7 separate regions of the Mus musculus genome follow, and regions 2, 3, 4, 5, 6 and 7 are each linked to region 1. A link is a loop called in an ENCODE intact Hi-C map of the cell type or tissue named here. Cell type or tissue: heart. All regions are shown on one strand. Links, peaks and the distances in the headings refer to the core of each region. The heading gives the core; the rest is flanking DNA. Region 1 has its middle 5.2 kb from the start of Mecom. Region 2 overlaps Mecom (MDS1 and EVI1 complex locus). Region 3 holds the start of Mannr (Mecom adjacent non-protein coding RNA). Region 4 overlaps Mecom (MDS1 and EVI1 complex locus). Region 5 overlaps Mecom (MDS1 and EVI1 complex locus). Region 6 overlaps Mecom (MDS1 and EVI1 complex locus). Region 7 overlaps Mecom (MDS1 and EVI1 complex locus).

Region 1 (4,544 bases), core at 243-4,242:
CCACAGATCTAAGCAGTCCAGGAAAAGGGGGGGGGGGCTGACAAACTGGTGAAGTTGAAGCTGCTTTCTCTGTCCCCACACGCGCCTTTCCTTCTGCTCGAATTCGTTTCCTGGGGGACAGACTTAGGACAGACTTAGGACAGACTTAGGACAAGTTTTTCTTGCCTTTCCTTCTATGGAAACTGGCATTCTGGAAGTGGTGACAACTTGGAAAAATTCATGAGCTTAATAACTGTTTGGGTTTGTTTGGGATGTGTGTGTGTGTGCACATGTGTGTTGTTTCCCCGCCCCACCCCCGTCCTTCCTTTCTTCCTTTCTTTGAGCAGAAATGGGGAGATAGAGGTAGGAGTGGAAAGGAAGACAAACTATTGAAAAGGAAGAGGCAGGTCAGTATTCCTCTTTCCAACTGTGTCTTTAATTAATGCTAGAAACAGCAAGGAACCGGAAATGTTTTTTTTTCCTTTCCTGGCACTATAATTGAGCCAACCCCACAGTACCTTTAGAAGAAAGTTTGAATTCTTTATGGAGGTATTTCTTGGCCTATTGTCTTTGTGCAGTGAACTCTACATGCTATTGAATCGAAACCTACATTTGCCTGGCTACCAGAAAGATTAATTTAATCATTGTAATGTAATTATTAATACTGTTTACCCAACGCTGAGTTTCAGGTTGGCTGTTAAGAAATTAAACTCTCGCTGGGTGACCAGAGGTAGGCAGGAGTCTCTTCATGTTGAAATGAAACAGTTCTCTTTATTTAGTCTCAGAGTCCAGCTTTCGGCCAGGGGTTCAATTAGCCAAAATGGAAACAATTTTCATTCATTGCAATAACTCTCTCGTTCTGGGGATCGCTTTCAAAATATACACTTTATTATTATACGCTGACCTCGGTGGCGTGGTGTGGCAATAAAAGAAAGAGGCAGGGAGATCTATCTAGCCCCCTTGGGCTATAATTATTAGAAATTAATTGGGTTCAGGACCCTGGGTAGCCTAGCTAAATTAATAGCTTGTCTGGTGGTTTAAATCCGAATTTTCAGTCCACAGGAGAGAAAGGGAGAGCGTCACAGACATGAAATGCAGACCCAAGGGACGCCTGAGTTTACTTGCAAGACACTCATCTATTAAACAGTATCCAGAATACATTGGAGCTGGGGAGAGGGGGCCGGAGTAGGAGGGGGTGGAGGCGACCAGAAAGAAGAAAGCAGTAAAGACCAGGAGGGAGGCTGAGAGTGTACAGAAAGGTCTCGAGTTGATTTTATTCGATTTTTCTTGTCTGCATTGTTTTCGGGAGGGGTTGCATTTAGGGGTTAAAATCAAAAATAAAGATCCCGTGCATTCGGAGCTGTCGTACTGGAGTAAAAGTGAAAAGGGAGCCTTAGGCAAAAGGAAATTACTGCGAGCCCGCGTGACCTTTCAGGGAGGTAATCAATCAAGTGATCAACAGGGATATTTATCATCGCTATATAGGACGACTTCGGCCGGCAAGGGCGGGGTGGGGGTGGAGGGGAGAAGGAGAGGGTGGAGACACGCGTACATTCACACACTCGCGAAAGTTTGAACAAATCCGATGGGTCTCGAGACAGAACACACGGAAGCTTTTGGAAATGTTCAGACTCCCAATTCTGTTTGACATCCTCCGAACGAGAAACGAGAAACGCACACTTTCGTGGGTTTCGGCAAGGGCTGAGACTCGTATCCCCTGCCTCAGCCCGTTATACGAAAAGGTGTTAACTCTCAATCGCCAGTCCGGCTTGGCCTTGAATACGAAGCTACTGGCGGGGAAATCCGCGCTTCGCACCGCTGCAAGGCGAGAGCCGGGGCGCCTGCTAGGCTTTCGCGTACCGTGCATCTGGCCAGCGGCGAGGGGGATGCAAGGTCGTCCCTCCCAGCTGCATGCAGACCCCGCGACTTATAGTCTCCTCTTCCTACGAAATCCTTGCTCTGCAGCGCAGCCGTAATCGCGTAAAGCTGCAGGCCGGTCAAAAGCAAGCACATAAGGTTCGATCAGCGGCTGGCCTCCGCTGGCCAGCCACCTCCTCCACATTGTAAATGTCACCCTTTTGTAAATAGCGCTTTTGAGCCCAGTTTTCTTGGCAAACTGACCCTGTTCCTTCTCCCTGCAACATCCACCTGCTCCCAGAAGCCAAAAAAAAAAAAAAAAAAAAAAAAAAAAAAGGTGCGGGCTTGTAGGGAAGCGCGATGCTGGTTTTAAATCGTCACTGCATCAATCCGAACCTCCCAGGCTCCCCAGCCAGCTCGGAATGATAACGGGTTCTTTCTCAGAGTTAGTCCGCTGACAACTGGCCCTCGAGGCTGGAAGCTCCTGTACGAAGGGCCACGGATGGAGGTAATACACGCCGCCTCCACGGTGTGATCCGCGACTCACGCGGTACCCGACCGCGCCAGGGTGGCGCGGAGGCTGCTCGGGTTGGCAGCCCACGCGGAGCTCGCGCTCCCCCGCGCGTCTCTCTGGAGGCCCTCTCTGGGCTCCCGGCGCCGGGCGCGGTCTCCTCCCGCACAGCCTAGTCTGCGGCGCCCCCGCCTGGCTCTCTCCGCCGCCGCAGCTCGGAAGCTCCAGCCATGGAGGGCTCCAGCTGTGCACAGTAGCTGCCTAGGCTGGGGGTGGGACACAGCTGGGGCGCCCCAGGGAAGCGAGTTAGGGTGGGAAGGAACCCAGCGAGGAGGATTAAGACGAGAACAACTCCCGGCGCTGCTACCGGCTTAAGATCTGGAGGAGCTGCTACTCGGGCACAAATCTTTAAGTCCTGGGGGATATGGAGCCCCAGAAAGAAGCCAGACTGCTGGCGTGCAATGCCAGAGGCCCTCTTTAGATCTTTGCATTGAACAAAGAATCGTCTCGAAGAATGTTGCCAAAGTTTAATGTGCGCACGAATCACCTGGGGATCTTGTTAACATGCAGATTCGGATCCAGGAAGTCTGAGGTGAGGCTCAAGCACTCTGCGTTTCTGAGCTCACTTGCAGGTTGCGCGGATGCTCCTAGAAGCCCACCATTACTTGGACCATTACCACTATTAGAAGCTCAAAACCTCAGGGCCGGGTTAGACCGACCAACTCGAAAAGACATTTTCCCAGACGATTCACCGAAATAGTGCACTTTTGGGAAACACCACTCTTGAAAGTATCTGGCCAAGATTTCTGTCTTGTTAAATCACCTCAGCAGCTGAATCCCTGTTTCCTGCCTTAGTCGCGAAAAGGGTAGTGTCTGATTCTACTCACTTAAAACCTACACCTTCTCTGTCCTTTGTTGAAACCCGTCTCCCAGTTTTGTTGCCTTTGGATCTTAGAAGCCAAACGCCTCTAAGACCTAAAGGTTTCCCGGATCCCCCAAAAGGATGGGCAGCCCTTCCCCCATTCTCCCTCCGTTGCTTTCCAAGTCTCTGCCTTTTATTCCTCCCTGCTCTTACAGTTTTTGTTTACTCATTCCCTTCTTCGCTGTGGACATCCTGAAGGCGGCATCTTAGATTGAATTTTGAAATTTTCATCTGAAGCATGAGCATATTTCTCTCCTGCATAGCCATGTCTGCTGTTGCTAAGAGATAGCCATATTCAGATTTTATGGGCACTGTACATGAGATAAATCCTCATCCAGCAAGATCAATTCTTAAGATTTTTTAAAAAAAGAAACAAAGTCAAACATTTGACTGGCCCAGAACTTACAGAAATCCCCCTGCCTCTGCCTCCTAAATACAGAGATAAAGGTGATGACCACCACACTCGGCAGATTTTAATATCTTAAAGAGTTGATCCAACGAAGTTTCAAATATAGTATCCCATTTTAACCAACTGTGTGAATTCAGGCAAACAACTGAGTTTCTTCTTTGTATGGTTGAATAATTATGTACATCTTGCACGAATATTGTGGGGGTTAAAAATAATATACAGAACACTACGTATGGATTTTACTTTGTAAAAGAGACTTGCTCTAAACTCTGTTTTGAAAGTTAGAATAATGACAAGGATCCCTCTCTGTCTCTCTTTCTGTCTCCCCTCCTCAACGTGCCCCCTCCCCGTGTGTGTGTGTGTGTGTGTGTGTGTGTGTGTGTGTGTGAGTGAGTGTGTGAGTGAGTGTGTGTGTGAGTGTGTGTATGAGTGTGTGTGTGAGTGTGTGTGAGTGTGTGTGTGTGTGAGTGTGTGTGAGTGTGTGTGTGTGTGTGTGTGTGGTCTTGGGCTCTGTCTTCTCATTCACAGCTGTAATGGGATATTTTTTCTTTGGTCAGCGGGCTGTCTCTTCACACAGCAGAACCCAAGGGTTTGATGTATATGAAATTGCTGTAACTGGATCTTCACTTTAACATTGCAGCTTGAATGGGCACCAGTGTGTGCGTGGGTTTGGGTTACATACTCTCAAAAAATGCTGTGTGCACGAGAACTGACAAATCAGTCCCTAATACCAAGCTACTGTCAATATTCGATACAAAGAAGCTCCAGACCATCTTCCAGACAGGCTGACACAGCAGAACCCAGGAGAACCCAAACCACATGGCGAGAAGAGGAAAGGAACTGAAAGATGCTTCTCTTCTGCTCTG
Region 2 (4,544 bases), core at 158-4,157, 500 kb before region 1:
TCTCTTTAAAGGGGATCTGCTCGGCCATCCAGAAAGAAACCGGGGCGAGGGAGAAAGGGAGCTATCTCCAGAGTGGTCGGAAGCCAGACGACGGGCTCCTCTTTCAGTAAATTTTTAAAGTGACAGCAGCCTCCTCTGGCGGGAGAGGTCACAAAAAGGTCGCCAAGACCCAAGTCCTATAGGGACAGACTGATTATAGATGCACCATCCCCAGAAACATGTAGATTTCTGCCGATAAACAACCAATGGGGAAATTTCTCCAGGCAGGATTTGTTTCCCCAGGGAAATCTCTTTGGTTTTGATGTCCTGAGCACAAGGGTGTGTGTGTGTGTGTGTGTGTGTGTGTGTGTGTGTGTGTGTGTGAGAGAGAGAGAGAGAGAGAGAGAGAGAGAGAGAGAGAGAGAGAGAGAGAGAGTCTGTGTTAGAGTTGGGTGGGGGATGGGAAAGATAGGGTGGAGAATTGCTTTCAGGGGTGTGAGGGTGCCTCCCCAGGCAGGCTGGTAGTTTGGAAGCTCTGAAGAGGGCCAGGGCAACTCTTAGGATAAAGAGATACTGGCTCGCATTAAAAGTCTCAAGACAGCAGCTTCAAAAGTGAAAACTAACACACATTTCCAGTTTCCAGTTAAGCATATTTTAAAATAAAATATAATTTAAGTTTCTACTTAAATTTATTCCTTTCCTTTTTATAGTTAGGTCCCCAGAAATGTGTACATTTTAAAAATACCCCTACACACACACACACACACACACACACACACACACACACACAAGAACAAATCTTAAAATCTAAAGCATTATTTTCATATCTCTCTCACAAATAGATTGTAGTAGATTGAGAATATTTTCTAAGTTATTCAAAAGGCCATGACTTCCCCAGAGTCAAGTTATGCAAGTGGTTGCTTTTAGTGATTCATATTTTATATATTAGATAACTTTATAATAAGTTTGGGCACTTTCTATCAATACAATGCAGAGATGACATTGGGTGAAAGAATTTGGATAGAGGATGGCAAAATATAAGAATCCATGTGTTTATTTGTAGATAAATTTGGAAAAAAAAATGTTAAACCCACCGCTTAATTGAGAATAAATGCTTTTGATGAGAAAACTCCATTTATAAAAGCAAATAGAAAGATACAGCTCACCTACCCACCAAGAGAAGACAGAAACACCTCCAGGACAACCACCCCCAACCCCCACTAGGCAAGAGAACTGCCTCTGAGCTAAATCGCCAGCCCTCAGATCCAATTTATTCTCAACTCAACAATGGAAAATTTAGTAAAATGCCTAGGTCTAGGAACAGGTACTTGGGAGGGGTGGAGCCAGCTCACAGGCTTAGAATGTGTGCTGACATTAAACTTTTATCTATGAATCAGGACTCACAGTACCACCCACATTTCTTTCTCTCCAAGGGCAAGTTAATGTGAAAATCCAGTAGATCTTTATTTTCCCCAAAATGCTGATCAAAAAACAAAAATAGTGTCAGAAGACAAGGAAGCAGGTGACAGTAAATGACTAGAGGTGGTGACTAATTCATTTTGGTGGCCTGTTATCTATGACACTGAACTGTTATTTCAGATAATGGCCATTGTTTGGCGGGGGGGGGGGGGGGGGGGAGGGAGATCTCACAGCAGTAGTAGGTAAGACAGGGGAAAAATCCTTTGTAAATAACCTAAGCATTGAGATATTCCCATAGAGCCCTGCCTGAGAATCATGAGGAGTCTGGGCTTCCCTGCATTGATCTTAGGCCCTTCCTCAACTTGCCCATTGTTGAAGTGCTCTTTTTCTTTTACTTTTTTTTTTTTTTTTAATTTAGCCATAAATTGGAATAGCTGGAGCTATGAGCTGTTCTATTTTCTTCCTGTCAGGATGAGAGATTTGTTTTATGATGCATTGTGTATTAAATACAAGTAATCTGGGGAACTGAGTGCTTCAGACACTTCAGCTTGATCAGGGGGTCTGGGTGCTCAGTGCCCCAAACCATTCCAAGCCCCTACTTCACCCCACCCTGGCCTTGCAGCACCCACTGCCTAACCTTTTTCAAAGCTTCTCAGAAAAGCAGGAAAGGTTGGTGGCGACACAAAGGTCCTGGGAAATCAGTGACAGGTCCTAACTAAATTCACATTTCAGGGAAAAAAAAAAAAAAACCTTTGAGGTTTTTGTTGTTGTTGTTTGTTTTGTTTTGTTTTCTCCCCACTTACATTAGCTTCTGGTGTGGGAGGCGGAGCGACGGGTCTAGATGGTATTCTTGCAGGTACGGCTGGAGGCCGTTAGGTGGCGATGTATCCCGAAATAAAGTACAGTGCCTGCAGCCTCAACGACCTAGGTGAACCCACCAGGATCTGACAGCCTGGTTGCAGCCTCCAGGTCTCACAGACACAGACCCTGGGAAACTGCCTGAGTGGAGGATGCTCCTACCTCTGAATTTCCTTAATTTCCTCCCTGAGACCTTGAGAGATGTGTCTAAAGACAGCGAGGATCCATTCTAACATTACCGCTATCCGTTTAATATGTGTCTCTTATTAAATAGTATCAATATTGGTGCTGTGATTCTCACTCTTGTACAACAGATAAACTGCAGGAAAGATTACACGGCATTATCACAAGCATCTATCTGGGCGAAGAAAGTCTAACAGCAGCTTCCTGGTCCCCACTCCCCTCACCTCCTCCCAACACCGTCTTCTTTTGCATATGAGGCAGGAACTTCACATGATGACAGCCATCCTGCTTTGTCTTAACATAACTTGAAATTTAGAGAAAAAGTCCCACAATCTCACAATAAGTGATAGAGCGCTCCTCCCTGCCTCTCTCCAATAGTAACCCATTAGGAGATCTACCCCATCCGAAGAAAAACAGGCTCAAACAAGGGTAGAGGGCAGAGTTTTGCAAGGAGTGTGCTTTGCTTCCCTGTAAGCTTGCTTCCCGTTAGTTAGGAGCCTTCTAAAACAATAAATAAATACAAGGAGCCAAATCCACCAACTCCCTTTACTCCTTGGATTTCTAGAGAAATCTGTTTACAGTAGTTACCAGCTACAAATTAAGCCACTGCAAAGCTGCTTTCTGCTCCACAGTGATCAGGAATACGCCTGTTCTGCAGAGTTTAGCACCGCCCTTGCAATAGACTATTACAAATAATGGTTTTACCTTAATCTCGAACCAGCTTTAGTTTGCAAGCCCGGATCAGGAAAGTTGATCTAACTACCAGGGTAGTGGAAGGCAGGAGGCGGCTTTAAGCAATGTATGGCTTTGAGAATGCATGCAACAGAGTAGCGATCAGATTTTTACAGAGTAGCGATCAGATTTTTTTTTCTTAAATAATCATACTTTTAAACCGCTTTTCAGTACTAGCCATGGCACGCTTCTTTTCTTTATTGCTCTTAATTGTTGTTTACCAAGAAGACAACATTGGGAAATTCTCAGTTTGAGCAGAGTGGGTAGATTTTCTAGGAGTCACACACTGGTTGATGGCCAGGCTGGGGTGGGAGGGGTTAATGCATTTTCTTCCAGGTTTGAAATGGGTATAAACCCTCCGCAATCCTTTCCCTTCCTCCCTAGGCTGCAAGGACTGCAGAATCTTTAAAAGGCCCAAAGATTTCCAATAAGGCCATGGGTTCTGCCTTCATGGTATAACTGTTTATTTAAAATAAGTCAATATATTAGTTAAAGCGGTAATAAGTCAGCGCCCCAGTATCCAAGTGATTCCCACAGGACTGTAAACCGATGCCTCTTTTAAGCCTTAAACTTCAGGGTTGTCCCAGAAGCAAGAGTCCAGCTAATGGAGGCCCTATGGGCATGGTACATGCCAGCACATCATTAAAAGAAAGAAAAGCAGTCCACAGAAAGCCAGATGAAATGACTGCACTGTCCACTTTTAATGGCTTCCTGTGGACAAACGGCCCTGTAACACTCTGCAGAGGACGGTATTTAAAAACAAGACAACTTGCTGGCAGTTTTCAATACCATAAAGTTAATAAAGTAGGCTCCCATTCACCCTGACATTATGTTTTGAGTTTATAGAGGAAGGCCCTTTATAACCTCAGCCTAAGTATAGTCTTTTTAATTCTGCAGCTCTGGGTTCTTGGGGTGGCTAAGCAGCCATTGAACTCCAAGTCTGACTTTTTTTTTTCTTCTAACACCAAGCAAATGTATGGGTTTGTTTTTTGTTTTTTGTTTTTTTTTGGGGGGGGGGGCATCTCATATGCAGTCTCTCCTTCACAGACTATCTGTGAAATCCTGCTTCATACCGTTCATACAGTTGGGAAGCATGAAATAATTTGAGAAATTGACATTTGGCTGAACAATAACTGCTTGCTAATTAAATTAGCTTTGTGTATAGATATTGATGTGTGTTTAAAAAGAAAATCAATGCTTTCTCTCCACGGCACAGTGGCAATGTGGGAAGTGGTCAGACTTTCACCTAAGCTTAAGTGAGACACAGGTAAGAAAATTTCAGTATTATTTTGGGACTCAAGAGATGTGTCGCTGATTCCTCTACAATTGCTACCCCATTTTCCTTCCCTCCGACTCCTCCAAATTCTTACCAC
Region 3 (4,544 bases), core at 262-4,261, 620 kb before region 1:
GTAGTGGGAGACAGGAGATGGCACAGCACTTAAAGTACTTGTGCTGTAAGCAGCAGGCCTGATGACCGAGTTTACATTCCCAAAACACATATCAGTGCCAGTGGGTGTACTGGCCTGTCTGTGCTTCCAGCACTCAGGAGACAGCAATGGGAAGTTCCATAAGCAAGCTATATAGCTAGACTAGCTGTGTCATCAAGCCCTGGAGTTAACTTAGAAACCCTGCCTGGACACATATGAGAGAGGGTGCTTGAAGAAGACTCCTGACACAATCTCTAGCTTCCATATCCACACACACATGTATACACATCCCCCCACACCTGGATATCCACACACACATGGAAATATTCTCAGAAAGAAGGGATAACAGTAGTATCTCCATCATAGAATAATCGGGGCTATTGGATGAGTTAATAGGAGCAAAGATATGAGGAAATATCTATCATGTTAGATCTACAATTGTTAGTGAGGTTATTAGTTTGTGTCCTAGTTATCTAGCATACTACTAATTATTTTCCCCTTTAGTCAAATCTTTTCATTAATATTTGTGGTTCCTCCTGTACTTAAATATCAACTCCATTCATATCTCTCCTTCACAGGTCCTTCCTTTGAAATCTTGGTCATCATGTACAATTTCCTTCATTATATGTCCACTTTGACAAGTCATGTACCTGTTAAACTCAACTTTCCCCCTCCCAACTGGTCACCTCTCCATCCTTGCTGAGGAAGCACACCCACTATTGAAGCTAGAATGCTGATAATAACCTTCTGTGATGTTAGTACTGATGTTCAAGCCCTGAGCCATCAACATCCTGTCTCTGTTTTTACCCATATTCCTCAGACCTTGTAAATGTCTGTTACCTGCCATGTGAACTATTGGAAATTTCAACTGACTTGCTTCTCAGCCCTCTGACCTCTTTAATTCCATTGTCTATGTACCTGGGAGAACAACCTTTTCAAACATGAGAAGGTCTTATACTTAGAGAATGCTGATGCCTTCTTTTCTCTCTTATAGTCAAGATGAACTAACTCTGGCTGAGCTCATAAGATGTTTGTACCTCAATTTTAAGTTACTTTGTTCTCTCTGCTGCTTTCTTCCTGAAGGTATTGGCCATTGTTTTATCTTATGAAAACTTTCCACTCTTCTCAGGGCAGAGCCTGTGTACATGCTGGTCCTCCTAATCACCCCATCGTTTCTGTTCTTTGTGGCTTCTAGACTCTTGCGTCACATTCTCAGGAAACCATCCTTTGATCTTCATGGCCAGATATGTCCTTATATCATTCTTGTTTGTGATGTTTAACATGATTCTGTTTTTATATTTCTTTATGGCATGCTTAGGTTTTGTTTGTCTTATAATAAACTACAACTTCTGTGAGCCAGTATCTTCAGGAGACAATCCTGCAACTGAGTGGTCAAGATTTCACATATTGATATTATAGCCTTTGGGGATTCACACCCCCCGCCCCCGGCAATCCTCTGAAACCATCTTTGTGGCTATAGAATGATGCCAGGAACAGCATGAGCCTCATCCCGTAGAAGAGTTATCTATATGATGTGCACAAGCTAATTCCAACACAGTTGCTCATAATTGTGATTAAACCATAGTATTCTTGACTAGACATGGCCACAGAAATTAAGTCAAATGAATTAGAGAGTTGTTAGGCTATACCTTACTTGACTGATGTAACTGCAGGGAAAGAGCATTTCAGCACATTCTCTCCCCCTTAGAATTCCTTAGACTGCAGTGCCTGAGTCCACTCTACTCACAAACAACATCATAAGACACAAACATGACAGGGCGACTTTTATTAACTGTGCAGTATTTGCATTCAAGTATAGAGTCTGCATTTGAAGGCTTTCTTCCTTAAAGAAATGACTGTTTCAAATTATGATGACTAAACACAGACTGCAGATACTCCCAAAACCACAGCAAGAGAACAAGCTGGGAACTGCATTATTTTATCTTCAGAATAGCCAGAAATATTTCAATCTTCACTCTTTTGATGACTTCATAGAGAAATAACTGTGTGGTTGACTTTACAAAAGAGAGGAGAAATTAGAAAGGGAGAAAGAGAGAGAGAGAGAGAGAGAGAGAGAGAGAGAGAGAGAATGTTCCAGCCTTTACTTTTGAATTTTGAGACTACATCACAATACCTAAAGAAGAAAAGAAATTGTTTTCTGGCTTTGATGTTCAAATGTCAAGACAATAATTTTTTCTGTTACAAAATGATGACTGTCTGGAAAATATTTTTTCTATTAATATTATAGGATTTTTAGGTCTTTGGACAGTTCATTTGAATGGCCACAAGAGAGCAGTAAGAAATTAAAGCTCACTCAGTGACTCAGAGTCACACTGATGTGGGCCCTCTGCTATTAGGAAAGTTTGAAAGTCCGATGGACTTCATGTTCATGGACTTGGAGAGGCAGTCCGGGAGTCCATTCTCCCCCTTAAAAGCTATGTAGTCAAGAAGGTCAATGCCGACACGATCAACAAATTATCAGGAAAGAACCTGGAATTAGACCTTCAGGAAACCCATATTCATGTGTGAAATGGAAAAATATTCTCGCCTAGAGCTCAGGGGTGTCTTGAGAAGTTTCTGCCCTGTCCCTGTGGAATATACAAGACACAAAGGTATGTGGTACAAGACAGAGTCCCACAGGGCAGGCCTGGGCATCCCTTAGAACATGACCAGTATTTTCAAATGTTTGCAACCAGGAATGTTTTACAGTTCTAATTCTACCTTTTTCTCTTATAGCTTAACTATCATATAAAGTGGTGTTTGGAGGATATCGTGATAGTTCTTAAACCTCTTCCCTAACTCTCTATATTCTCTACCCTCTTTGCTCACACTAGCTTTGCCATGTATGACTTAATATGTTGAATACCATGAATTTTAAAAGCGAATTTAAAAAAAATGAATTCACAAACGGCTAGGAACAGAATTAGTATATGAGAAGTTACTATAAATCTGTTCAAGAAAAAGTTGAACAGCCAGTAAAATAAAATAGAATTACTCCAAGCTCACGAAATTAGAATCACAGTCAATATGCATGTGAAAATTGTTTGTGCTTAGTAAATGGCAGAATGTTGTGTTAGCAGAGTTTGTGCTGAAAACAGCACGATCCTGATGCTTTGTATTAACAGAAAGATGACACAGCCTGTGGGGCAGATGTGGAAGCAGCTAGAAAGTAAGGTAGAGCGACAAGCTTTAAAATGTGCGTTTCCTTTAACGGAGACAATTCCTCGCTGGGAATTAACACTGTGAAAACAACCCGATGAACTCAATGTAGAGGCTTCAATAGTAAAAGAGAACTGGAAAAAAATAAAAATTGTGTTTCAAAGAAATCAAATTTGTAAAAATAAAGGTATAGAGGTGCAGCAAGACTTTGACAAAAGACACTGACAATAAAATACACGTACACGTGCTGGCCCTGAAAACACAGGAGGAATTTTAATTCATAGTGAGTATTAAACGCCATAAGTGATACAACACAGGAAGAAACTGTGCTTGGCTACATAGGAAAATATCTGTATGTTATTTTCAAAGTAGCAATCCCCCCTGGGAATGAGTCTTAAAAATGATTTGTTTCTGTTTTCTTCCACCGTTTCGTTTCCCCGAATGCTTTGGTTTTAAAACAATTAGTGTGTTACTTTCAAATTCAATAAAACACACACACACACATACACACACACACACACACACACACACACACACACACACACACACACACAAAATCTATTTCTATGCTCTAGGAAATTCTCAGAGAATCTTAAAAGTTAGTTTGATAAATCTAAAAAATGCTTAAAATATGATCTCCAGTTACCAAGTGACAGAGAGTAAAAATCTATTAATTAAAGTCAGCATATGTAATTTACAGATTCTAAATAGTAAGAAAGAAAACTATGTATTGAAATTTTTCCAAAGTAATTATAGATGGTATTCAGTCAACTTACACATTTAGGTTATTTTGTAAATCAGTTCAGATTATCATATTTTAAGTATAAAAATTTTTGCTTTTCAAAAGAAATACGCTCTTCCTTAATATTCTATTTATGGACAAGCCAGCAATCTGGCATTTAAGCAATTTTAATTTTTTTCTAGATGTCTTAACTGACTGTCTGCTCATTGATTTTCAGTCATATATTGAACCTGTAACTACTATAATGAACTACATTTCAAAAGGACCTTTATTTAATGTGACCTCTGTCTTGCTGAGAATAGCTTCCTTAATGATGAGTCAGAATTTAGAGAAGGTATAATTGTTTCATATTTGGAAAATAATATGCTTCTCAACATAACCCATGAGCAATTATTATTTTTGACCATTTGAATTACTTCTATATTTTAAAATCATGAATTATCACATATTTTCTATGAAGCCACTAATATATCAGATTTAAACCATCACTGCAAAATACATATTATTACCTCTAATTTATGTTAGTGTAATCATAGTAAGTACAACCCGTTGTCTATCATGACTTACGTGAAGCTGGAAAGAATCCCATGTGTGAACGCTCTAGTTCCTAGAGGAATTTCATGCT
Region 4 (4,544 bases), core at 373-4,372, 410 kb before region 1:
CTAGTTTAATGTAAGGCAATTCATTTTTCCTTAACAGTAATCAAAGCAGTCAGACACGGTACACATCATTGGGTTGGGGGAGAATTATGTCTGTGGTTTATTTAAATAATGTAATACCAATAAAGAAAACTTTAAAGAATATTAGAGTGTTTGAAATATTGGGAGAAATAAAAGTGACAGCACAAAAATATAAAAGAAAATTAAGTGCAGGAATTATTTTGTAGATACCACTGATGTATTGGGCATACTAACAATATAACACACAAAGAATAAAATCTGATTAACAAGCTTCAAAAAGGAATAGCTAAAAAAAGGCCCCATGGAGGGAAACTAGCAACTATTTAGGAATATATATTCATGTGTTATAAGCAAGGCTTTAATAGAAAGTTCTGAAATTTCAAGTTTTCAAACTTGAAGAGATGTTTATATTTTTGTAATAAATTGACAGAGTTATGATTTCTGGGTCATAGCCTACATTCATCTATTAATGCAATTTAAGAAATTGTATTTTTTAATAAGAGGTTGAGAAAACCAGGATGACTAGTTATAGTTTTAGATTGTCAGGAAATTAGTGACAAATAGCTATGGATCCTGCAAAAAATGCATCAGCATTTGGGGGAAACATAGGACACTCATTTAAGTCTATTTGTGTTGATATAGCAAACTCAGACTTAAAAAAAAACAAAAAACAAAAAACAAAACAACAACAACACAAAAAAAAACCCATGGTTTTCTGGCTTCATTTGTACTTTAGGTAGAAGCTTTTACAACAAGAATTCAACTACTGAAGTTCATTTCCTGCCTTTAATTCTAAACGAGCAATTTGCTGATAATTTCCTGTCTACATTTTCATAAAGTAGAAAGAACAGGACTGCTTAAGCTTAATGTTTCAGTGACCAAATAAACTTCAGCAAGCAGAGCTTAGGAAGTGGGACAGCTATCTGGAAACTCGGATCATGATTATAAAATCTCCGCATGCTATTTATCTCCCCTAAACGCTTAAAAATATTCTGAAGGAAGGCCTTAGTGATTACTTCTTTGACCCCCAAACAAGCAGAGCAGTATGGCTTGTCTCAGTGGACCCTGAGCAATTCAAGTCGAGGGGTAGGAATCCACTGAACTGTGTACCTCTTCAGGAATGAGAAATAGCCTCAAGTGCGCTCTCTCTCTCTCTCTCTCTCTCTCTCTGGCCTGGATGAGGAAACTTTTTGATTTGAACTCTTTACACCTATATACTGATGTTTATCAACCCTTTGGAGTTCACATTAAAATAGAACATCACTAGAAAGCATCCTCTGAAATCTAAATTGGGCTGTCAATTAAAGGTGAAGAATGACTTTGTATTATTGCTTTAATGTGAAGCACCTTCTTTGTCCTGTTGAGGTACAATCATCTTCCATCCGAAATCCATTATAGCATCTGCAGAAAGCTTAGGAAGTTCACACTGGCCAAGGCTCAGAAGAGGGCCTGATCATAAAATCCACAAACTGTGGGGACAACTGACTAAACGTTAACAAGTGGCAGCTTGTGGCACTGCCCACCCCCAGGTGCCCAGCAGAGGTACAAGGGAAGTCAGATACTAATTACAAAGGGAGGTTTTTACTAGGCAGATTTAAGGGCCACAGATGAGCCAAATCCCGTTTTTTATTATCTACTGTACACTTAGCTAATGCTTTCCCCTATGAGGAGGGCTTAAACAGTAAGCACAAATAGCACAATGAAATTCTAATACTCTCCCTGTGTGGACCTGGATTATTTCAGCCACCAGCAATGTGAGTAGCTGCAGGTGTTGCACTAAATAAAGTAATATAAAGTGTCTAAATTGCAACTCTGGAAGTACTGTTTCAAGCCCCTGTCTGCTTTTTATTAACAGTCGGATTCCTTACTATCAGCAGCCACAACTACCTCTACCCTGTTATTCAGCAACAATATTTTGATAGGCACAGATCTATTAAAAATCACTGTTGATATTTTGTGACCATAGTCATTTCAGAGTTGAATAAGCATTCAATCTTCTCACAGAAGGGGAGAACGTAAACTTGCGATCCAGGAAAAGAGGAAGTCAGGGGTTACGGAGGTGCAGAGGCCACGGAGAATGAAACAGACCCCCTCCATCAAGCCGAAAACTTGGCAGCCTAACTAGAAACAGACCAGCCCTAAATCTTAAGGTTCATGAGCTCTTAGTAACATAATTAACCGAAATAAAACTAATATTCCCGTGTTGAGTTTCAGCTTAACAGACATCAGCAGCTCCAAGGGACTGCACCAGGGACGCGAAGTCGGAATGAGAAAATGCTTGCCTTGTTTAGGGACCGAGTCTGAAGGTAGGAAGGAGCACTCTCTAGCAAGTCCACAAAGTTTCTGAAGCAAAGAAAAGCTGTGTAGGCAGCCAGCTGTCCGGTTTACATTCCCTTCCTACTGTGAAGCAACACTTTGGAGGGAAGGTGTGGGTCACTCATTTGAAATTTCAGACAGGGCAGTGCTGGAGATGTCCAGTGCATGTGTTCTTAAGGAAGAAAACCCGAATTCCCAGGGGGAAACGCTGAACAGGAAATGTCTGGCCACTGGTTGCATCACGAGATATCAAAAGAATTTCACTTTGGCTCCTTCACTGCATCAAGTCAGGACATTCTTGATTTTTTTTTTTAAATACTCACTAAGCTCCTACAAAATGAACTAAGAAAAAAAATAGTGATATCAAAATGTTTCTAAAAGTTTCCAGTGTCTGAAATAGAGAAATAGAGGGGAAAAAACAAAAAACAAAAAACAACCAACAATTTAGGAAGAAATGCAGAGTGTTAGTTCTGAGGGATTAAATAAACAACATTAGTATCTGTGGATAGCAGTCAGGAAATTCCATTTATCTGATGAGCTGTTGGCGACCTAAGAAGTGTTTCAGCCCCCAACCCCCACTGTGCCCACAGACTTCTTTTTGCAGGAATTTTTATGCTGTTTTGCTGCAGATAGTGTGCATTTACAAGTAAAGATGCATTTACAAGTAAAGAGGAGACTAAAAAGGATTTCTTTCCTTTTCTTTAAATTGATGTCCATTTATATACCTCAGCTCAGGAAGTCCACAAATTCAGTCTCTAACTGGGAAGAGTCTTGTCACAGGACTGCCTGGGGCCATCAGCCCTGGTTTCTTTTCTTTCTTTCTTTCTTTCTTTCTTTCTTTCTTTCTTTCTTTCTTTCTTTCTTTCTTTCTTTCTTTCTTTCTTTCTTTTTTTTTTTTTTTTAACAAGCTTCTCTTTTAACACTTAACACCAGGGATGATTTAACAGAAAGTGTCTCAAGTCTGAGCTACAGCCCCTTTAGACTCTACCCAAACAAAGGTACTAATGTGTGGTCAGTTTCTTGGCAGCCCCACTCTCTGCTGATAACGTTCCTGTTTGGTATTCTCCAAGGAGTTGGCTGCTGGAAGTTGCTCGAACCTCATCCCTTGCTGCTCCGGGTGCGGGCGATGCTCCGACTGCGCGGCGCCAACCACAACATGCTACCCACCGTGAGAGAGCAGGACGCGGGCCGCTCTAGTCAGGACTTATCGTCTATCATACTGATTGACGAAACCAAGAGTGAGCAGAAAAAATAAACATGAACAGAGGCTGCAGTGTATGAGCCCCGTCAGCTGGGAGTTTTAGTATTTGGCCTTGGCGATCCCACTCTCCTGCTAGGTTATCTTTCCCGTGTGCTATCATTTATCATAACTTGGAGGGGCCAGGGGGGAGAAAAAAAACCTTGGACTTTTCTATTGGCTACATTCATTAGACAACTTTCTTTTTAATGCCCCCGCCCCTTCGCACCAACCCCTACCCACACATAATAATAGCATCCTTTTATATATTCCCCGAAGAACGTTGATGAAATCGAAATATGGTTCATCTCCTTTATTCCTGCTCCACATAGATCACGGCAAGTAATTAACCTTTGCTGGCCCATCAAATCTAGAATGCAAACCTGCATGTCAGTCTACTTCAGTCGGGCGCAATAATAAACCTGTACCTCTCTCTAACAAGGAAACTCAGTAAACATCCTGGATGTTGGTCACTGACTTGGGTAGCTAGTATCTTCTTTCTTAAGTAATGGCACTTGACTTTTTCAGACACAAACCATGTTTTGTATTGGTCTTGACAGCCACTATAAAGTACCCCCCAAGTGTGAGTAACAAAGATGATTTGTATGTGGCCCGCAGTCCTCCAGGATTCTAATAGCTTTCTCATTCCAGCCCAGAAAGACGGAACACAGGGTAGCTGGTTAAAGCTGATACAAGCGTTTCTTCTCTCAGCAGGCTATTCTTGCATAACCATTTATTTTGCAGAGTTTTAAAGTGCCTGAAGGATTTAATTATGTACATAGACAACCCTTATAAACTCTATTCTAGGGTTTTTATTGACTTTTGGGCTGGGCAGCTCTTAGGCATTTCAATTAAGTGTTTTTATAAGAAAAACTACAATATTGTAAAAAAAATTCTTTATAGATATTCCCAAGCAGGTTTGGTCTCCCATCTGATTGAATAAACCATTTAATTGACAAAAAAAAAAAAAAAA
Region 5 (4,544 bases), core at 370-4,369, 150 kb before region 1:
TACTTGCAGCCTCTCTCCTCCCCTGAAAAATAACTGTCCTGCCATTTGTCAGGGGGGTTGTTTTCTGTTCCCTACATTCGTAACTTCTGTCTTATGTACAGCTTACTACCCCATCAGAGCTGGGTCACAGCCAGGGCTAACGCCTCTGAAAATATACACCTGATATTTCACAACAGCCCTGTCTGCAGCTGCATGCTTTACTGACCCAAACACAATAAAAATCCAATTTGAGGAGGAAGGGATTTAAAGGGCTCATGAAGAAACCATTCCAGTATTCCTGCTCCGACTTTGGCATTCGGACATGTCCAAAGGCCCAGAGTCCAAGTGATCTCTACAGTTCTTGCAATAAAAAGAATCTTTTCCAAACAAGAAAAGAAAAGAGACCATGACATAACCCAAATCTCAACAACAATTAAGCACAGAGTCAAAACATAGCATTCTACCAAATAATTTATGAGGCCAACTTCCCGCTGCCCTGCTAACAGTGGACTGCTAGGGCTGGGGTGGAAGCCCTGACTAAAGATTTAGCTTGCAAGAAGCAAGGAGCAGGGGAAAGAGGCTCTGATGGTAAAGAATTAAGCAGGACCCAAGTGCTCAGAAAAAGGAGCAGGGCTTGATGGAAGGGTGACTGTGCCTGCTCACACTGACCACTGAGGCCTCGAGAGCAGCATCAAGCCTTTGGTTCAGGTGTGAGTCCCAAACAAGGCTATTTGTAATTTAATAATGTTAGATTTGATTATGAAAGTGCCTGCCACTTGGAATGGGTAAAGGAGCTGTTCCCATTCCCTTCCTCGGTACAGTAAGGGACAGTACTGTGTGTGGGCACCGTTGGTAGTGTGAGAGGCTGGGGGACCGTTTGAGCACTGCTGGGGTTTACTACACGTCAGACTGTGCATCACTCTCCTGACACACCAGAGAGCTGGTACACTTGAAAGTCACTTGTCCTCATATTCAACTCAACCCCTAAAATAACGAAGCACGGGGAACGTAATTATTTGGGCCTCTTCGGTCAATCATTTCAGCATAATAATAAAGAGGAAAACGAGAAATCAGGCCTGCCCATAGGAGCCCACCCCCACCCCCATATCTGGCAGCTGGAAGAACAGCTGCCTCCTGAGAAGCCAGGATAGAACCAAGCAGAGTCCCTGCCCGAAAGGCCACCCCTCACCTTTGGGTCCAGCACCATGGCAGCCCTCCTGGGTCCTTCTGCAGCTCTGTCCTTCTACTCAAAGGAGTGTACTACAGGCAAAGCCGGGGGGATCTGCTAAGGGATCATGCCCCAGGCCAGACCCCAGCAACAATATTATTCTATGCTTCTATGACTCCCAACTCACTCACTCCACTGCGCCGGCCTATGTTTTGGGCAGCTGGGAACTGGCCAACTCCAGCAGGGCCAGCAGCCCAGACAAACAGCAGCTATCCTTTATTGACACAAAGTAAATACTCAGTGCCACCATAGAAAGCCAACATTATCATCTCCATTTTACAGGGAAGAAAAATTAAGGTAATCGATTTAGCAGGTTATAGTTAGGATTTTAACCTCAGTTTGTCTGACTCTAAGACTTTTTTTTTTTTTTTTTTTTTTTTTTTTGAGCACCACGCTGTTTTCCCCTACCACACTATTTGGCCTCCTGGGTCCCTACATAAGCTCATAATCAAGAAGAAAATATAGCAAAGGGTTCTCTTTCACATTCAAACAAGACATCTGGAAATGAAATCCTACATGTGGGAGGGGGCTTAACAATTTAAACTCAATAGCTTAAAGTTTGAAAACAAAAGCTTGAGTATTAAAGTCAAAGCATCCCACCTGTCTCTTGTCCCATCATGCTTCACACCAGGAGCCTCTGCATTAAAGAAAGCCTTGCAAGATTTACCTATGCTTATAAAATAAATACATTAACATTGTGCAGTAATTTCCACAAAAATAGTTCAAAGCATTTTTCAAATGCCAGACTTGGTATTTGCTTGAGGAGAAAAGAATTTTGTGAGCAAACTCCAAGAAGCATCTCTTCAATAGTCTAGCTTTCTTCTTCCTGATAGAATGTAAGCATCCTACACACACAAACACTCAGTCACATACACTCATATATGCAGGCAGACTTACATACACATATACACACACACACATATACTCACTCACCGCCCATATACACACACATTCACATACACTCATACAAGCCTGCAGACTCACACACACATATACACACACATATACTCACACACCCATATACACACACATTCATATATACACACATTCATATACCCTTACACACACACACAGACACACACACACACATAATATTGAATAATGCTGTTAAAGTTTAAAATGTGTGAAAATATTTAAAGAAAATAGCCAGAAATATGGCTACTACCATTTGAACACCAAAGACTTCTAATGTTCCATCCTTAATAAGCAAGATGGAGAATAGGGATGTGGCTTGATCAGCAGGGTGCTTGCCTAGCATGCACCAGGCTGTAGGTCCCACCCCAGACTACAAACACTGATGGTAGGGACTTTGTGTATAATCCTGGCACTTGGGAGGCAGAGACAGGAGAATCAGAAGATTACCATCAACTACAGGCTAGTCCAATCTACATGAAGTTCTGTCTCAAATTTTTAAAAATATACCTAAGCAAAAACAAACACGTTATACTTTTTATAATTATATGATAATTCTCATTAACAGCCAATAAAAACAACATCCATAAATTGATGCTTAAAATGAGTAAGCTATTAGATAGTGCCTTCTGTGATACCCACTGGAGAAAATGTACACACACAGTCATCATGGAACGTGACAAATGGACTTTCAGCAGAAGTGAAGGGAGCATATTTGGTTAAGAGGAAAGGGAATCATTTTCTTCTAAATTGACCCTATCTTGTCCACCTCTTTTTGCCAGTCAGTTATCTGCCTGCTTTTAACAACAAATATCTGCTTTTCAGCTGACATTCGTGGACAGCTGTACCACGAAAAGGCCCTGTGCAGAGCTATATTCTCTGGGCTCAGATTCTCTGTTGCTGTCTTGTACTTTACGCTCAGTGTTACCAACCCACATGTCAGACGGAGAGGCAAACCGGCTCTGACTCCAAAACCAGGCTCAAACACATTGTGCTGCAGAAGTTTCTCACAGTTTGCTTTCTGCATGGCTTTGGAATATAGGGACTCCATGTTCCTAATGCCAAAGAGACAGGAATATCTTCCTGACTGGCTACCAAGGAACCCATCTTTTCTGATTCTTTAAGAGTCAGCTCATGACGGAGACTGGACCCTGATTACTTTGGATCAGCAGAGCATCTGAAATCATAACCAATCTGCAGTTTCAAACCACAAGCAATAGCAGACAGACGCAGCAATATCCAGGTGAAAGAAAACAGCATCTGCGGGTTAGGAACTCATTCTGTGGCATGGGCAATATGAACTTTCTCAAGTCACCAAACAACTAAAGTCACCTGAAAGTAACCAGCTGTCATCACCAATAATGCTCTAGGTGACACTGGTCAGGGATCAAAATAAGCATCTAAAATACCAGGAGCTGTATAACAAAGATGATAATAGATATAGATGATAGATAGATAGATAGACAGACATACAGACAGACAGACAGAAATAGATAGATGATAGATAGATAGATAGATAGATAGATAGACAGACAGATAGGCAGGCAGACAGACAGAAATAGATAGAAGATAGATAGATAGATAGATAGATAGATAGATAGATAGATAGATAGACAGACAGGCACACAGACAGAGATAGATAGATAGATAGATAGATAGATAGATAGATAGATAGATAGATAGATAGATAGATAGATAGACAATAGATGAATTATTAATAAATAAGCAATTAAAATCATCATTGCCTTTGCAGGAAGCCCTGGAGAGACCAGAGATCAGGAGCTAAATGATGAAGGGGCCATTGTTGCTTCTTAAGTCTTGTTGGCTACTTCCAGACAAGCCTCTTAACCTAGGGAGAAAATGAACTTGAGAAATTCTCCCCAAGGCTGTTTCTGACTCTGTTGTCTGCCATTAGATTCCCTTCCCCTAACTGGACTACCTGGTTGGGCCTCAGTGGGAGAGGATGTGTTTAGCCCTGCTGCAACTACATGTCCCAGGGTGGGCTGGTACCCAATAATTGATTAATTAATCACTGAGAAAAAGAAAGAAAGAAATTCTTCCCAGCTGCTGGATTTCAGTGAGAGATTAACTAGAGTTGAGGCTCGTTCATAAGAGGATGGATTTATCAAAGCACTGTGATTTTTGTTGCTCCATTCAAGGCAGATTATGTCTTCTATATTTGTAAATACTAACCCAATTTGCACTGTAGACATTCAGAGTTATGGGAAAAAATAAGTTGCTGCTGGATTATCCCAGGACTTCTATCTAGGGGGAGAATCCTCTCCTCTGGTTTATACGCATAGACTTTTTCTTCTCAAACTAACCAAAAACATACCCCGATCTCTAAAATTTTTCAACAGTCTACTAGACAAAGGGGAAAAGCTCTCTGGAATTACTGCTATTTTCAAAACATTAGCAGTTCCAG
Region 6 (4,544 bases), core at 226-4,225, 310 kb before region 1:
CATCTGTTACAGATTGTTTTGACAAACTCACTTCTGAGGACAATTCTATATTTTAAACTGTTAAGAACAGAAAGCCCGTGGCTGATAGAAGCAGTTTCTTGATTGTGTGTAAAAGAAAAACAGAAGATTTCCCCTGGTTAACAACTGCTCTGAACTGTTGGGTGCAGGAATGATGTGACTCCGGGCTCTCTTCCTTTTTCCGGGGAATTTATTTAAGTATGTATTCCAAATGTGCCGTGCCCTGCAAACAGTCCCAAGGAGCTGAGAGATCTCAGCAGAAGTGTGGCCACTAGGAGCTGACAATGGCTGTTTTGTCCCCTCTAGGCCCTGGTACTTACTCAGGAAGTAGGATTGGTCCAGCCAGCTGGTGCCAGCATAGAATGATTTATTGCCTGGTGTCCTCAGTGGCAATTGGACCCTTTCCCACTGTCACTCACAACTTGCCCAGACTGTGTCCGAAAGAAGAGGTTCCCCTCCATCCCAAAGAAATCACAATGCCTGTCATAAAGTGTCTTTTAACAGAGGGAAACGGTATGAAATGGGCAAAGAAAGGGAACAGTCAGAAGAGCACAGAAGATGGATGCTGCGTAACCTTTTCTCAGGGACCCATTTCTTCAACTTTTCCTCCTGTCTTTAGTGAGTTTTTGTTTTGGCTGATGACAATGCCTAATAGCCTGATAAATTGATTTTCTGAGTCCCTTTTCTCGTCCCTTGAGACGACACTAACTCACTGGGACTGCAGAGGACTCACAGAGGCAGGAGACAACAATTAGTTCGTTGAAGATGTCAGAAAGAAGCTTCGGAGGTTTGCCAGGACTGGGAAATCCTCCCTGACAGGTCAGTGCTGACATTGTTGGCAGATGCTTGCAAAGTGTAGCAGGCAGCAGCGCAGGCCGAGGAGGAAGGCACACCAGAGCCTCTTGGCTGTCTCCAGGGCTGTGAATTCCTCCGGACTCGAAGGAAAACCCATGGCTGCAGTCTACTAGGCATTTCTGTGAAATGCCTTCATTGGCAGCTACAGATAGAAACTCACATCTCGGGGTTGCTGCTAATTGGAATTTAAATCAATGTCTAACTAAATTTCTGTAATTGTTTTCAAAACCTTTTATGAATGCATGATTTCAGAGTTCTCATTATGGGTATTTAACTCCACAGAGCATATTAGTTTCAAGAGACCTTTTTAGACATGAGTTAAGGGGGTGAATTGTTTTAAACATCTTGCAGGGCCATCCTTGACAGACCTGCTGCTTGCAAGCTCCACTTTCATATGACCAGAGAGAAGAGTCAATTATCAGTCTTCTAATTGAAAACAACTTGATTTGTCTAGATCTCCACAAAATTGAGAAATTCTTAAAAATTTGTAGTGTTAACTCTCATCTATTTTAATAAATATTATAAATATGAATATTTCTCTTTTGCTGTGACCAAGTAAACAAAAGAATCTGTCTCTGTGGAATCTTATCCAAGAGGATAATTGTGGTTTGGTAGTGTTGTATGATTGTATGTTTCTTTAAAGATACCTAAAATGCAACACTATACCTTATGTGTATAATTTGTCTAGATGTATTTGGATTTATATAAAATTATCACTTCCGGCATAATGTTCTAGAAGCTGTAATATAGCCCAGAAATACTTGCCACTGTTTATTCTTTCAGAGTGATTCCCAAATAATGCTATAAAATTACTATAAAATCTAAAGAAAATGAATCAACCCTTCAGTGTTTCTCTCCTTTCCGACAGTAATATTAAGTGCTCAAACTCTACCAATGGCAGAAGACAGAGACAGGATTGTTGTACTCTACAACCAGGAATCCCAGTGACCGTCCTGATACAAGAGTCTGAAGATGTTTTGGTTTGTGAAGGACTAGCAAATGAGCTTGGTCCCTGGACCTTTCTTTTTTGTCAGTAAAGCTTAGGACTCTGACATTATCATCTGAAACTTGCTGACACAGGAGAGATGGCTCAGTGGTTAAGAGCACTCATTGCTCTTCCAGAGGACCCAGGTTTCCTTTCCAGCACCCATATGGTGGCTCACAACCATCTGTAACTCCACTCTTGGGAGATCTGATTCCACCACCTGGCCTAGGTGGGTATTGCATGTCCACAGAAGATAAGCATGTGGGCAAAACACCACTACATAAAACAAAAATAAATAACTCCTTAAAAAATATTTTTTAAAAAAATCATTTACTCAGTGTAATCTAGAATTCAGCCATGATGGAGTTTCTAAAACAAAAGTCATAACTTTGAATGGCCAATGCCATACCCTAACAGTTGTGGCGCATATATGAGTATCTGGTACCCTGGGAACTTCTGGCTGCAGCCTTCTCTTCTGTCATTGACCCTTTGCCTGTGTTAAAGGGCCGTGAGAGGGAAAGAGATATGGCTGGGATATGCATCCCATGGATTTTACTCCTGATCTGCCTGATGATAAAAATTAGTGAGCAAGAAGAATCTGGAGTCGTGGTGCGTCAGAGAGGTCCTCCCAGACAAGTCTTCCCAGAGTTTAGCCCTGCCACACTGCTGTGCATCACGGTGGGATTAATTCGCCTGCTGGAGAATAAGTGCATTTAACAGTAAATGTGAAGGCCGTAGAAATAAATTCTGCGATCAAATTGTTCGTTAAGTGCATTAATCCAATTGTGAGAGACCTGCATCGGGGCATCAACCGCCCCGCCATCACGAAGCTTTTAAAAGCAAATCAATCGAAATTATATCAACTTGACTTACACCTCCCCGGCAGCAGGGCTGTAGTACCATGCTGAAAATATAAATAAAAGGTAGTTTTCCACGGGTTTGGAATCTGGCTTGAAAGCTTTTGTGCAGTCTTCACCAAAATGGGGATTTCATAGATGAGAAAAGAAGGTGTCGCATCTGACAAGCTTGGCCCAAATTTTCCCCATTTTACCTTTGAAGCCAGACCACTCTCTTCACCTGCTATCAGAACCATCCTGCCCAGGGCTTCTGTGATGCAAGGAAACCAGCCCGCACCCCAACCAGGAGCAGCCAGTGACTAGGACAGCAAAGTCCCCTTCGCACAAGAGACTTTTAAGAGCCAAGCTCTCTATAACCAAGCAGTACCCCAGAGAGCCACAAACTGGGAGAGATTAATTTTGTGCCCCTGCACTTCTCATTACAAGGAGACCTGAACTAAGTCAAATACAAGTTAATCTCCAAAATTCCACTTCTGTACACGCATGTTAGGTCAGCCATTCCAGTGCACTGGCTGATGCCTTTAAGCCTCAGGCACACAAAATAAGCAGTTTGCCCAGCAAATGTGAAAGAGAATGCACGCCTCTGCTTCCTAGTGTTAGCACAATGACACGGTCACCCTACGGGACCCTGAAAAGGAGCACATGTGTGTTACCTCCACGCTATCTAGAACACACTTGATGTTCCATCATACTGATGAAAACAGTAAAAAGTCAATAATCCAAAGGTACTAATACAGGTGAAGAGACTTTATCTTAACCTACCTACTTTGAAATGTAAAAAAGGCCCTCAAAGCTGAGAGGCACCCACCCCTGCTTAAAGAAGGCAAATGGCTCAGTGGAGGGTAACAAAGGTCTTAGGGAAGCAAGACCGCTATCATGCTATGAAGGTTCCATGTTTTCTCTTTGGGACAGAAAAAAAACACACACACACACACACAGGGATGCTATGTTAGCTTGAAGCTAGTAAAACCAGGGCTGTGCTTGTCCTGGAGGCCTTGTGACAGCCTGATTGACTCCTCCCTTATACAGCCCTTCCAGCCATTCCGGAGGCTCTGTTTGCACCGGGAACTGCATGTTTTTCCAAAATGATAAATGCTGTGGTCTCATCATAAAATTAAGTGAGACATTACCTCCTGTTTCAAGCAGTCTTCTTTCTAGAAATTCCTGCATTCCAACTTACTATGATGCTCACCATAGCCCAAAGTTGGCAGGGTTCAAATATAGAAGAGGTCAGACATATGTAAGAATCGTGTGGGGTTAAGTAAAATGCCCATCTGGTGATTGGAAACTAGGTATTATAACCAAAGATATGTGAGCAAGGAAAGAAACATGCGAGATACTCAACTATCTGAGAAAAAAAAAAAAACCCTAGTGCCATAAGTAGGAGGAATGTTATTCACTGAAGTACTACTTTTTACCTATGACTGGCAGAAAGGATCATTTATTTATGCATCATGCTATGCTTAAGAAGAAAAAAAAAACCCATATTTGCTGCTCTGTAGACAATTGATTAGTATTGGCAAGGTAAATGAGCAAACAGTGAAATAATTAGAAATGTAACCTAGTTACTCACTGAGCATTGTTTGCAGTAGTGAGAAAGTATAATAATAAAAACAACCCCAATGCTCAACCATGCAGGAATAGCTAAAGAATGATACATCTATTCATTAGGCTGCTGTGCAATCAACAAAAAGGAAGAAGTCCTTTACACACTGCAGTTGGATGACCACAAGAACATTTATTAAGTGGTCAAAAAAGCAAGCTCAAAAAATGTGTGCTCACTATATACTGTTAGCATAAAGAAGAGAAAAGCAGATTTGTGTAAATTA
Region 7 (4,544 bases), core at 185-4,184, 350 kb before region 1:
GGTCATATTGGGTAGTGTTGTTTATTAATGTTCAATCACAGATATTAGGATGAAGGATGTCAGTTCAGAGAAAAGAGGACTACATGGGCCACCAAAACCTAGCACAGTGGAGTTGTTTTGGCCAAGACCTCAACTGTAGGCTACACACCAATAGTCATTGCTGCCATTACTTGCCAATAGGTGGCTGATGAGTGTATTTGAAATCTCAGTTCTGGGAAGAAACAGCTGACACAAATGAACAGAATGGGCAGAATCGGAGAGAAAAGCTACATTGTGAGAGCTAAGTGTAGAGCTACGATCAAGGTCTCCTGCCCAGGGACCCTTAAGTGGGCTCATCCCTGCCTTGCTGCTGTTGTGTGAGCATATAGGCCAACAACAACACTACATCTAGCCCCTGGGTGGGATGGAGTCTTTGGCTGCTCTTCTAGTTCATAAAGTCTCCTGCTATACCCTGCTGGCTCCTTCTATAGGCTCCTTTATCACTTGTTTGCTCTCAGTCTGGTAGGCTCTTGGGTTTTTCTGCTATCATTGAGAAAATTGCTCAGGTTTTCTCTCCAAGTAGATGAACCAAGTACATTTGTTGACTGTGGTTCTTCTGAGTTCTAGAGCAGTCATCATCACCAAACACTGTGTATTTTGGTCTTGTGTTCCTGTCTTCTTACTTACTAGAAAGTTCCTTAAATATGCAGAATTTTTCTAGACTCCAGGTACGTTCTCTCAGACATATTGTTTGCCATTCGGGTGCACGAGAGGCTGCTATGGGTTTCTAGCCAGTGAACCCTGGCTGGCCCCTGATAACAAGTGAGAACTGGAGTTGATAGAGAATTTTCAGCCCAGGCCCTTAGGAGAGTTTATATTCATTCTAGTGTTCCTGTCAGTTTTTCTCATGATGAAACTCTTTCTCTTGGTCAATCAAGTCAACTAGAAACTAATTAGTAATTAGTACTTAATCAAGAGCTCTCTCTCTCTCTCTCTCTCTCTCTCTCTCTCTCCCCCTCCCTCCCTTCTCCATCCCTCCCTCCATTCCCCTTTCTTTCCATCTCCCTCTCTCTTTCCCTCCTCCTCACCCCCTCCCTTCTTTCAATAACTATATGACCCAAGGTGCCTGGTTATTTTATTGGTTGGTCATTAACCACCGCTTGGAGTTTCTTGTTTGGTTGATTGGTGGGGTCTTTGTTTTGCTTTGCCAGTGAACCCTTCCTCTGTTTTCCTGCTGGAGGATAATTAGATTTCTGTACTCAGCTACTACAGTTAGTCAAGAGCAGTATTTGTTTGTTGTTGCTGTTGCTGCTGCTTAGTTTTTTAAAGATGGTTTGATTGATGGATGGATAGGAGAATGGCTCAGTGGGAAGTGGAAACATGTGGAATCAGAACCTAAACCTCCAATTTCTACACAAAAAGCAGGCATAACTGGCCACACCTATAACCCTGCCCTGGTGGATGCAGACAGGAGCATCCCTGGGCCTGCTGGCAGTCAGTCTGACCAAAAAAATTAGTAATCTTTAGGTTCAGTAACAGACCTGCTAAAAGACATGAGTCGGGGAATGATAGAGCAAGATACATGGCATCTGCTATTGTCCTCATACACAGTCATGCCCCATATACACACAGCTTCTCACAGCACACACACATACATACCCACACGCACACACACAAACACACACACACATGCCACAATGGGAAGTGTGTGTGTTAGCCAGTGGAGAGGCATTGTTTCTAATGCTGATCATGTGTGCCATGGAGAATCACCCTATCAAGGTGGTAAAACAAGTGTCTGCGCATGCTGTGCCTCTTACCTTCTGTCTTTTCTAGCGGCACAGGAGAGCACTGAGAAATCGAAAGCCGGCCACCTGGAACCCCACACGCTGGAAGACTTGGCCCTTGAACCTGAGGACCCAGCTGCAACTCTGGGTTGACTATTTAGACAAAGATGAATCTGATCATCTGATGAAACCACGTCAATCACAGATTCAGCTATAGCATTCCACGCTAGCCCTCCTTCCAGAAGCTTCTGCAGGACACAACTCCACCAACACAGAGCCCCAGAGGAAAAGGCTTACCACAGTCATTTTCCCAAGCCTGTCTGCCTCTCCCACCACCCATGCAGAATCAATTCCACTCCACAGCATCTCCACCACCTTCCTCCTGGCTCTAGGAAGTGCTCTCCATCCCCTTTTCTTGCTCTGGACTATTACTTTTTCTATTCTTTAAGTTTTCTTTTTTTATTTGAAGAAACAGTTCATATCTTAATGCCAGATAAAATACGAGCATTATGGGGATTTTCAAATGGTACTGGGCTTTGAAACTTCTCTCCCACTCTTGCTATCGTAATTTGGCTGACTTACTTTACATATTGAGCATCTAAAGATATAATTTAAAGAAATATTTTAGTGTTTTTTTAATTTAATGGGATTTTTTCAAAGTTAAAATACACGTGACTCAAGGGATTTGCCACCACCTGGTGGCAGCATATGCAAATGTCAATGTACCTAGATGTAAAAAAGGGTGGAGTTGAACCCGCTACTCAGAAGTTATACAGTAGTATCAGGTGTATCTCAGAGACACATGTCGCTGTAGGAAAACAAATGCATTTAAAAAATACAAAATCTCTTTTGAAATGAAATCCAAGTACGGAAAGCTAAGTTTTCCATAACTGAAATTAGCACACCTTATTACACAAACTTCTGGCATGCAGGGTATATTTCCATGGTGTCTTAGAACCAGCATTGTGGCTGCACGTAAGACAGCCAGCAGGGCCTCTCACATTGTCGCTGTGCTTCAATGTGGTGTTATTTTACCCGCTAGTCATTGCTTCTTCCTCTTGCCATCAGAATAAGTACTAGATTCTCATTTAGTGCATTCGACCTGGGATTCCCAGAGCTGTACTCCATCTCCTCTGAATCCAAAGGCAGAGCAAAGCCAGCTTTCTTAAACCACTGTACACAGAGAACAGGAGACCAGTGCTCCTCCCGCAGCAAGGAACTGGGAGTGGAGGAAGGATGTGGGATCTTCCCTTTCCAGACCCTTGTACTCTGTCACATGTCAGTCATGGGTTGTACTGGTTTTGTCTATTGGAACCACACCACCCTCACTCTGGCCTGACGTGGCAATGCTCTGTTCAGGCAGAACACTGTTCTCACTGAACCAGGTTCCAGTAAGTGAGGCGTATGTTTACTGAAAGAGAAAGGAAACTAGAGCCAGGTCTTTCTTTGTAGTCTCTGGGATGGTCAGACACCCAGAGACCCTCCCCCAAACAAGGGGTGCTGTCCTTGGCCTCTCCTCTGGCTCAGTGACTCAGAAGGCATGGCTTTCTTGATCACAGTGATATCTTAGACTGACTCTTCTACCAGGACACAGGAAAAGCTTCGGGGTAGGGCAGGGGCATCCTGCCAGCTCTCGGGTCTGCAGAGAGCTGTGAGGAAAAGCAAGCAGAGCTCCAGTAGGTCTTGGCAGAGCAGAAGGCAGGCCCTTGAGCAACTGTCTGAAGAAGCCACCATGGCTTTGCACTTAGTGTGCATCAGTAGGATATATCCTTATGGGTTCACCCTCCACCCTCAGTGACTGCACAGCATTTAAGGACAAAAGTGATTAGCTATAGTGCAGCTTCCAATTGAAACCAAAACCAGGTTTCCATAAACACTCACACTAATATTCTTTAGCAGCCTTTCCTGGGCCAGCTATAGATGAAGGCAATTACAAAACTTGCTTGATTCGCAAAGATAGGATGGAAGGGGAATAACCAGAGAGCCAGAAAAGTGAAACAGCAAGAACCCACCTGGTGACCTTCATAGTAGAAGGCTTTTGCCATGCCTATGGTGTTCCTTGCCCACACCAGCATCTTGTAAAGTTCACTTTGAGCATTCCAAGTGTGCCACTGTTTATTCTTCCAACACTGTACAGCCAACATTAGGTACTCCACAACTTTGAACTACAGTTCAGACAACTCACTTGTAGCTTCAGCCTTGAGGCATGGATGCCACTGACTACTGATATGAACTTGTATAGCCAAGTATGGTCAGCCATGGCCTTCCAGTGGCTGTAACAGCCACTCCACAATTTCACAGCTCCTGAAACTTTAATCCCTACCATCCTGGATGTGGAGTGATGAAAAAGGTATCACTAGTAGAGTTAGGAATTCACAGCAACCAAAAGCAACTTAGAAACCAAGCGTGCAAACTGTCTCAGAGGTGCTCATGGCAACACCTTATCATGAGGCATTGCAGGAGGGCTCCGCAGCTGTGGCTCTGAGCACACATCCGCCCTAAACACTGCAGGTGCTCCTATGACTCGACACGTGAGTGAACGGTGCTCTCCACACCTGGGCTCAGGTTCTATACATTTATAGATTAAGTATTATAGTATTTTTCTTGTCTATACAAAGTGTTCTGCTCTTATGAAAACTGAATTGTTTAATTACAGAAAATAAAAGACTTTCAATAGTTTTCTAGCATGTTCCCCAGAGTGTTATCAAAATAGTCTGTTTGTTTTTACTGTGTTAAAAGTGTCTGATTTCTTTTTAATGCTATTTAAGTTATAGATACATT

Evidence for each region. Peaks named below come from ENCODE experiments on the same cell type or tissue, not always from the same donor. Only the 100,000 strongest peaks of a DNase experiment are listed, where the experiment ranks them.
Region 2: it touches region 1 in a loop (7-fold over the local background); 25 of 42 quality-filtered maps call a loop at or near these places.
Region 3: it touches region 1 in a loop (6-fold over the local background); 5 of 42 quality-filtered maps call a loop at or near these places.
Region 4: it touches region 1 in a loop (2.9-fold over the local background); 5 of 42 quality-filtered maps call a loop at or near these places.
Region 5: it touches region 1 in a loop (2.5-fold over the local background); 4 of 42 quality-filtered maps call a loop at or near these places.
Region 6: it touches region 1 in a loop (2.3-fold over the local background); 7 of 42 quality-filtered maps call a loop at or near these places.
Region 7: it touches region 1 in a loop (7-fold over the local background); 5 of 42 quality-filtered maps call a loop at or near these places.

The regions. Positions count from the first base shown.
Region 1 is chr3:30,512,701-30,517,244 of GRCm38, forward strand. No RefSeq gene overlaps it. Among named protein-coding and RNA genes, the nearest start is that of Mecom, 5.2 kb to the left of the region's middle. In heart, for the core only: a CTCF peak has its summit at 2,532 (motif pointing left); DNase peaks (open chromatin) are centred at 1,451, 1,921 and 2,511; H3K4me3 peaks cover 2,655 bases; H3K27ac peaks cover 2,189 bases; H3K27me3 peaks cover 698 bases.
Region 2 is chr3:30,013,165-30,017,708 of GRCm38, forward strand. The region is part of intron 2 of Mecom (MDS1 and EVI1 complex locus); the gene reads right to left. Among named protein-coding and RNA genes, the nearest start is that of Mecomos, 4.5 kb to the right of the region's middle. In heart, for the core only: a CTCF peak has its summit at 2,274; a DNase peak (open chromatin) is centred at 2,287; H3K4me3 peaks cover 473 bases; H3K27ac peaks cover 1,054 bases.
Region 3 is chr3:29,888,620-29,893,163 of GRCm38, forward strand. Gm33206 (a long non-coding RNA gene) reads right to left here. Exons shown (of 6, transcript XR_880724.2): 1 at 4,487-4,544. It overlaps Mannr (Mecom adjacent non-protein coding RNA), which reads left to right and starts at 2,398. Exons shown (of 2, transcript NR_110437.1): 1 at 2,398-2,630. In heart, for the core only: a CTCF peak has its summit at 2,297 (motif pointing right); no DNase peak of the experiment used is centred there.
Region 4 is chr3:30,103,172-30,107,715 of GRCm38, forward strand. All of the region lies in intron 2 of Mecom (MDS1 and EVI1 complex locus), which reads right to left. Among named protein-coding and RNA genes, the nearest start is that of Mecomos, 86 kb to the left of the region's middle. In heart, for the core only: no CTCF peak of the experiment used is centred there; DNase peaks (open chromatin) are centred at 2,480 and 3,490; H3K4me3 peaks cover 1,380 bases; H3K27ac peaks cover 3,313 bases.
Region 5 is chr3:30,360,040-30,364,583 of GRCm38, forward strand. The region is part of intron 1 of Mecom (MDS1 and EVI1 complex locus); the gene reads right to left. Among named protein-coding and RNA genes, the nearest start is that of Mecom, 150 kb to the right of the region's middle. In heart, for the core only: no CTCF peak of the experiment used is centred there; no DNase peak of the experiment used is centred there.
Region 6 is chr3:30,207,259-30,211,802 of GRCm38, forward strand. The region is part of intron 2 of Mecom (MDS1 and EVI1 complex locus); the gene reads right to left. Among named protein-coding and RNA genes, the nearest start is that of Mecomos, 190 kb to the left of the region's middle. In heart, for the core only: CTCF peaks have their summits at 292 and 2,079; no DNase peak of the experiment used is centred there; H3K27ac peaks cover 798 bases.
Region 7 is chr3:30,158,073-30,162,616 of GRCm38, forward strand. All of the region lies in intron 2 of Mecom (MDS1 and EVI1 complex locus), which reads right to left. Among named protein-coding and RNA genes, the nearest start is that of Mecomos, 140 kb to the left of the region's middle. In heart, for the core only: a CTCF peak has its summit at 2,463; a DNase peak (open chromatin) is centred at 3,409; H3K27ac peaks cover 716 bases.